Regions from separate parts of the Homo sapiens genome. Here regions 2 and 3 are each linked to region 1. A link is an interaction called in ENCODE POLR2A ChIA-PET data of the cell type or tissue named here. Cell type or tissue: Panc1. All regions are shown on one strand.

Region 1 (2,500 bases):
TCATGTTAACTAACTTATCTTTGAAGATAAAAGATAATTTCTCAAGATAACATGTTTTGAAAAGAATTTTACCAAAAGACCATACTGGCTTTTTCAGTATTATTTTCATATACATAGAATTCTGAATGCTGTCTTTTCCTTTATTACAGATATATTCAGAAACATTTCCCTGTATCTTCCTTCTTGTTTAGTTAAAAAATAAATTTTATTCAGCCAACCCTGTGTTCCTTGTCATTTATGTACTAGATACACTTGAAAACAGTTTCCTATATTGAATGTATTTTAGGAAATAATATTATTTACCTATTCATTTTGGATGTTTATAGTGCTTTTTTTTTTTAACATGGAGAGTAAAATGCTTTTAATTTGTAATTTCAAGGTTTCTTTTCTTTTTGTTTTTTTTCTTTTTGAGAGGGAATCTTGCCCTACTGCCCAGGCTAGAGTGCAGTGGTGTGATCTCGGCTCACTGCAGCCTCCACTGCCCGATTCAAGCAATTCTCCTGTCTCAGCCTCCCGAGTAGCTGGGATTGCAGACATCTGCCACCATGCCCAACTAATTTTTGTATTTTTAGTAGAGGCGGGGTTTCACCATGTTGGCCAGGCTGGTCTCGAACTCCTGAGCTCAGGTGATCCGCCCGCCTCGGCTTCCCAAAGTGCTGGGATTACAGGCATGAGCCACTGCGCCCATACTCCAGATTTCTTATACTTCATTATTGATATGAGGTGGAGACAGTGGGCAGAGCAAAAGAGTACAAAAGGAAGAAAAGTGACCAGAGAGAACAGAATTCTATGCAGAGATTTAGTGGTTGAAGACATGATGCAAAAGGACAAAGGAACCTCAGGGATGGTCTCTAGTGAGTAATCTTTAGTATTCATTATTGAGATATGCTTTAAAATAGTATCATGAAGGGCTGTTTTCTGACATAAAGGGCTGTTTTCTGACATAACTTTCTATCCTTACAGAAGCAAATTGTTGCAAAGCAATGTAAAGAGGAAGTAAGCTTTCTTCAAACCATTACTGCTTTATGTAATGTTTTATCAAATGCTTTGGCTTTATGTTGTCCGGTTTTTAGTGTCCTGTGGGAGGTTGGTGGAGAGGAGTATCCAGCCCTGAGTAAATTCAAAAATATGCAGCTTGACAAGTTAATCATCTCTGTGGCTTAGTGCTTCAAGATGTGCTTTAACTGTCACCTCTGATTCCTGGATCACTTTCATCACTGTCTTTTCTAAGCTGTACTAAACATTAAATAACATGAGGGTTCCTTGCTGCCAGCATTTAGAATACAGTCTAGTTCCTAGCCCAGTGTCCTAGCCCAACATTCTGGATTTTTTATATATGCTGTGAGGATGACTCATGGCAAGAGTTCGTTCAAACAGATTCCCCATAGGAAGCTGAAATGAGAGCTTTTGGCAAGGCAGGTAGAACCCATTGGAACATAAATTCAAATGATATATAGCTAGCTGTGGACTGCTAGTGAGCAACAGCTGACCAGCCAACTTGGAAATTAACATTTAGAGTCAGTGTCTTTTTATGAGCAAAGGCATCAACCAACAATGTGATGTAACGTCCAGAGCTGTAAACGACTCTGAAGACTGCAGAAACCTAACCCTTTAATTATAGAAGGTAATGAAAAATCAGGTAAAACTTGGGAAAGAAGTGTAAGAGGATCTGTTAATTTAAATACCAGCTCTCTCTTTTTTTTTTTTTTTTTTTTTTTTTTGAGATGGAGTCTTGCTCTGTTGCCCAAGCTGGAGTGCAGTGGCACAATCTTGTCTCACTGCAACTTCCGCCTCCTGGGATCAAGCGATTCTCCTGCCTCAGCCTCCTGAGTAGCTGGGATCACAGGCATGCACCACCACACCTGGCTAATTTTTGTAGTTTTAGTAGAGACAGGGTTTCACTATGTTGGCCAGGCTGGTCTCGAACTCCTGGCCTCAAGTGATCTGCCCGCCTCAGCCTCCCAAATTGCTGGGATTACAGGCGTGAGCCCCTGCGCCCAGCAAATACCATCTCTCTTGATGTCTGCACTATGGATAGCATATTTTTGTGATTTTTTTTTTTCCTGACTGTGAAACAACACGATTGTTGTAAACAATTTGCAAACTATACATAAATTATAACCTGCAGGTCTATTTAGTCTATGTTCTTCAGGTCTATACATACATATTTTTTAAACATAATTTAGGTTCTTGCTACACACTGTGTTTTGTAACTGACAGTGTGATGTTTCAACACCTAGACCCAAAGAATTTTAAACCTTAAAAATCCCCTAATCTAACCTTCTGAAATTGGAGGAGGTACTTGAATCCAAGTGGCAGGGGATGGAAAAGTAAAGGCAGTTACACACATGTTCAACAAATGAGGGTCAAATCAAATGGAAGAGTGCAACAAGGGACTTTAGTAATGGTCAGGTGAAACTGGTAATCCTGATCCTGGTAAACTGGTAAAAACCTAATTTGTAAGCATGCCATGGAAGTCTTTTATAGTATGGCATTCTGC
Region 2 (2,500 bases), 580 kb before region 1:
TGTCTCAAAAAAAAGAAGAAAATAAATAAATAAAAATCAGAGCACAAGAAGTACCAGTCCACCAACTCACATTTTCTATATTAATAATTCTTAACTAAAAGAAGTTCCATATTCGACAGCATTTTAGTTTTTTAATAGTACTTATTAGCATCAACCATCTTGATAATCACCAAGGGAAAAATTAAAAATACCTAGACTGCAATAAACCTTTAAATTGGATTTTCAGTGAGAATTTAGAAGCAATCACTACCTTTCTCGTTTCATTTGTGTAACCATGCAGCATAGGCACTGTGTTACATCATCTTTACGCTTTGGTATTTGAACTTATTACAGAATTTTTTCTCTAAATTGGATGTTTCTTTATATGACCTTGGAAACTGAAGTGATCTTAGCATTAAACAAAAATGCTTTTTGAAGCACCTTTCTCATTGATCACTTAGCTGCTATTTTAGTCTTACCAAGAATAAGACTCTCACAATTTTTTAAAGAGAGTACCTCCCTCTCTATACCTTTTTGTCAGTCATTATGTTGCATCGTCCACAACGCCTGTTACTATGCTTTGGGCTCAAAGATGGTCCCAGTTGCTGATCTGTCATCTGTCTTCTCTTGTGCCAGTCACTCACAGGCATGAATTATAATCCTCTGAATAACACAGCAAGATACGTAATACCCCCTAATATAGAAAAGGAACTTGAAGCTCAGAGCAAGTGTCACTTGCCAAGGCTGCACAGCTAAGTCAATGGCCAAATCTGGATTTAAGTTCAACTCAGCCAGAATCCAAAGCAGCTTCTTTTAGATTCACTATGCCACATCCCACCAAACCCAACCCAGCACATTGTATTAGGAAAAATCCTAAAACTTTTGATTAAATGGTAAAAGGAAGTAACTACCTGGAGAAAATAAGGCTTCCGCTACCTTCCGTCCTCCCTCCCAGGGCTTGGCAAAAAGAGATCTTGAGCATGAGGAAGGAACAGCTTCTTCAGAAACAGGAATTAGCTGTATGTTGGCTTCTGCATACCCTCTTAAGATTCAATATGGGGCAGGACACAGTGGCTCACACCTGTAATCTCAGCACTTTGGGAGGCTGAGGCAGGCGGATCACCTGAGGTCAGGAGTTCGAGACCAGCCTGACCAACGTGGAAAAACCCCATCTCCACTAAAAATACAAAATTAGCCGGGCATGGTGGCACATGCCTGTAATCCCAGCTACTCGGGAGGCTGAGGCAGGAGAATCACTTGAACCCAGGAGGCAGAGGTTGCAGTGAGCCAAGATCGAGCCATTGCACTCTAGCCTGGACGACAGAGCGAGACTGTGCCTCAAAAAAAAAATTATTCATATCAATCTGACACATAATTCTATATAACTGTTTTGTCTCGTAATGAGATATCAACAGTAAAATAGCTAGTTTTACACAGTCGTACAAAAATTTCCCATTTTGACTTCACAATTATCCAGCATCAGCTTTAAAGTCCAGAGTTTTCACTGATACACAAACATGTTATTGATTAGTGCCATCCCATAGGTGACACACCGGAATGACAGTGTCTGGAAACTAAATCAAGTTCCTGACCCAAGGATCTCTCTCTATCTGCCCATTTACCTGCAGCCTGTGGCTCCCCTTCCCCAACATGGCTGGGAGTCCTGGAATCTGCTGTTCCCAGTCAGAGTACCAGATACAGAAGTGGTAGAAACTTTGGGCCTTAAGGCTAGAACTTTCACCTCTGTAAAGGGAAGGGGCCAGAGCTGGGAGATTCCTATCATCCAGAGGAAGAGGAGGAAGCTGCTCAAGAAGCTGGCGCCCTTTTGGGCAAGTGTAAGAAATGCTACACTTAAGGCCAGGTGTGGTAGCTCACGCCTGTAAGCCCAGCACTTTGGGAGGCCAAGGCGGCCAGATCACCTGAGGTCGGGAGTTCAAGACCAGCCTGACCAACACAGAGAAACCCCCATCTCTACTATAAATACAAAATTAGCTGGGCATGGTGGCGCACACCTCTAATCCCAGCTACTTAGGAGGCTGAGGCAGGAGAATCGCTTGAACCCGGGAGGCAGAGGTTGCGGTGAGCTGAGATCGCGCCATTGCACTCCAGCCTGGGCAATAAGAGCGAAACTCCGTCTCAAAAAAAAAAAGAAAAGAAAAGAAATACTACACTTAGAGGAGGCTGCTTTGCCTTTCCCTGTCCTTTTGCCAAAGCACCTAACTTTCCCGAAAATATCTTGCCAGGCCTTTTAATTGCCTAAAGTTCAACCAAAACCAAGCCTTTCATTTCACAAAAGAGATAAAAGTCTTAAATAACAGGTACTTGGGAGAGTTAAAAGCTTGGGCTACAGGCAGACTGTAGTGATACCAGATCTTTTCCTGTTTTCCCAGAGCTAAGTTTGGGATGGAGATTGCATCAAAGGAGGCTGATGCTTTGCCACTAGCCTTCTGTGCATAAATTTATTAGCATCTGGTCAAAGAGAGGGTCTCAGAATTGCAGAGCTGAAAGAGACCTTAGAGGT
Region 3 (2,500 bases), 250 kb before region 1:
GACTACAGGCTCACGCCCTGTGTCTGGCTATTTTTTGTATTTTTGTAGAGATGGGTTTTTGCCATGTTGGCCAAGCTGGTCTCAAACTCCTGACTTCAAGTGATCCAACCACCTTGGGCTCCCAAAGTGCTGGGATTACAGGTGTAAGCCACCGCGCCTGGCCAGAAAGCCTTCATTTTCTAAAGCTGCTATTGCTATCCCTATCCCATTATTTAAAATGTTCAGCAGAGGAGACAGGCAGACCTTGAAGCACAGTGTTTCCTAAGTATTGCCTTAGCATGTTGAATTCTTTGAAACATCTTATTTCATAGACGAATATTAACAATACCAAATGATCCGAGCAAGAAATTCTGATACAGAGTTAAGCCAGAAATCAACTCCTTTCTGACAACAGAGATGACTGGAAGAATAAAAGTATACGCAAGAACAAGATGGTTGGATAACACTCACCTCTTCCACAAAAGACCAGTACTTGCAGTTACTGCAGATGCTCCCAGGAAAGCCACCATCATTAGTCTTCGCCGGATCTGGATGGGCTGTGATCCTCCATGGTACCATCGAGAACCCACAGCCAGTTCTGCCAAAGCAGAAAGTGAGTTCAGACGAAACATCCTGTGGACAATAAGTAGAAATGTCACTCTTAGCTAGTGGTAGTTATGATGATGATGATGATGATCCTACCAACATTTCTAATAAACACTAAAGTAATTGCTCTATGACAGGCACTATTCTAAACAATTTGCTTATATTATCCCATTTAATCCTCAGAATAATCTTATGAGCAAAGTACTACTTATAAAACTGATATATTAGTCAAAGTACAATTAGAAGACAGAAACCACATGATAATTTGAGTATGAAACTTTTAATATAAAACATTATTAAGGCCAGGTATGTGGCTCATGCCTGTAATCTTAGCACTTTGGGAGGCCAAAGAGAGAGGATCATTTGAGCCCAGGAGTTGAAGAACGGCCTGGACAACATAGTAGGACCCCATCTCTACCAAAAAAAATCAGCCAAGCATGGTGACATGCACTTGTAGTCCCAGCTATTCAGGGGGCTGAGGTGAGAGCACTACTTAAGCCCAGGATGTTGAGGTGACAGTGAGCTATGATCAACAGAGCAAGATGCTGTCTCAAAAAAATGAATAAAATAAATAAAAAATAAAAAATTATTAGTTACAACAGGAAATTTACTACTCAGAAGTTAAAGAAATAGCAGATATAGGGAGCAGTTACTATTCTAGATCTGACACAGAGCACCAAGAAAAGACCAGTCTATAAAAGGTCTACTCTCACTCACAGGGCAGAGATCAGACTGTGTGGAGAGGGCACAGCTATGTATGTCAGAGAAACTTACTAAGGTGCCATGCCAGCAAAATGCACTAGAAAGCCACTCTCTGTGATGCCAGAACAAGTCATCTACTGGACAACTCATGCCAGCGGAATTTGTTGGGAAGCTGACCTTCGCGATGCCAGGGGAAGCCACCCATGGGGAGGCAGTTTCACTAGGAAATTGCATATGAGAGTTGCTGCTAAAACTCCTTAGGAGCTGGGTGCCATTGAGTGTCCCACTAGTTCCTGCATGCTATAGAAGCAAGCCACAAAGGGCACACTAGACTCAGCAAGAAACACCCCTCCTCCAGGGTCCTTCTAGTCTCTCTACTGACAAAGTTTAACAGTAACTGGCAAGGGAAAAACTTCCAGTATCACAAACGGGACAATGAAAGATGTGTTTAGAGCTGAAATGAAAAAAGATAACTGGTACCCATATTTTACAGATCTAAAATATAACTTGCTCAAGAGTACAAAGGTAGGAAGTGATAGATCTAGAATTTGAACCTAGGGAGGACTAATTCCATACTTCAATGTCTCGGAGTTAGGTAGGGAGACTTCAACCTAGGAGGGGAGACTTTGCTGCCCCCTACCTTATAATGCTGACACTGCTTTGAAGTTTTTATTAAATATTTTTCACACCCAGGTCCTTGGAAGCCCTCCTCCCTACCAGATTCTCTATAGTTCAAACTTCACTTAAAAAAAAATTCTTTTAATGTTTTGTTTTAAATCTGAAACATCTGTATTAGTGCATATTACTGTTCAATAAATACTTACTCTTCCATCCCCCATCCCTTAGGCAAAATTACTTTTCTACTTTTTTCTTCCCCTTCTGCATATGAATGCCAGGTCATAAATTTCCTTCTCTTTAAGTTTTTGGCGTATGTCTTGCCATATGTCTTGCTCTAACCAATGGAATGTGGACCAGTTCCATGAAGTGCTTTTAGGAGGTGCTGCTGTTAGTTTTCTTGTGTTCCTGCACTCCATCGAGGGAAGACCATGTCCCAAAGAGACACTGATCCTTCAAACTGGCATCCATAATGAACAGACTTCAGCCTGGAATAAACCACTGTCAAGCCCAGCTGAGCCAGCTGAGCACAGCTGACCTGTAGAATGCTGGTGAGAAATAAATGTGTGTAACTGTAAGCTGCAAAGATTTGGGTGTT

The links. Peaks named below come from ENCODE experiments on the same cell type or tissue, not always from the same donor. Only the 100,000 strongest peaks of a DNase experiment are listed, where the experiment ranks them.
Region 2: POLR2A ChIA-PET joins it to region 1 with 14 read pairs; 2 of 35 experiments call an interaction of 5 or more read pairs at or near these places.
Region 3: POLR2A ChIA-PET joins it to region 1 with 14 read pairs; 2 of 35 experiments call an interaction of 5 or more read pairs at or near these places.

The regions. Positions count from the first base shown.
Region 1 is chr10:72,811,756-72,814,255 of GRCh38, forward strand. The region is part of intron 1 of MCU (mitochondrial calcium uniporter); the gene reads left to right. Among named protein-coding and RNA genes, the nearest start is that of OIT3, 81 kb to the right of the region's middle. In Panc1, no CTCF peak of the experiment used is centred here; DNase peaks (open chromatin) are centred at 1,024 and 1,356; H3K27ac peaks cover 410 bases.
Region 2 is chr10:72,235,445-72,237,944 of GRCh38, forward strand. ANAPC16 (anaphase promoting complex subunit 16) reads left to right here. Exons shown (of 4, transcript NM_173473.4): 4 at 1-416. Among named protein-coding and RNA genes, the nearest start is that of ASCC1, 20 kb to the left of the region's middle. In Panc1, no CTCF peak of the experiment used is centred here; no DNase peak of the experiment used is centred here.
Region 3 is chr10:72,566,183-72,568,682 of GRCh38, forward strand. It overlaps MICU1 (mitochondrial calcium uptake 1), which reads right to left. Exons shown (of 12, transcript NM_001195518.2): 2 at 451-612. The coding sequence starts at 611. Among named protein-coding and RNA genes, the nearest start is that of MICU1, 59 kb to the right of the region's middle. In Panc1, CTCF peaks have their summits at 1,929 and 2,128; DNase peaks (open chromatin) are centred at 1,419 and 1,779.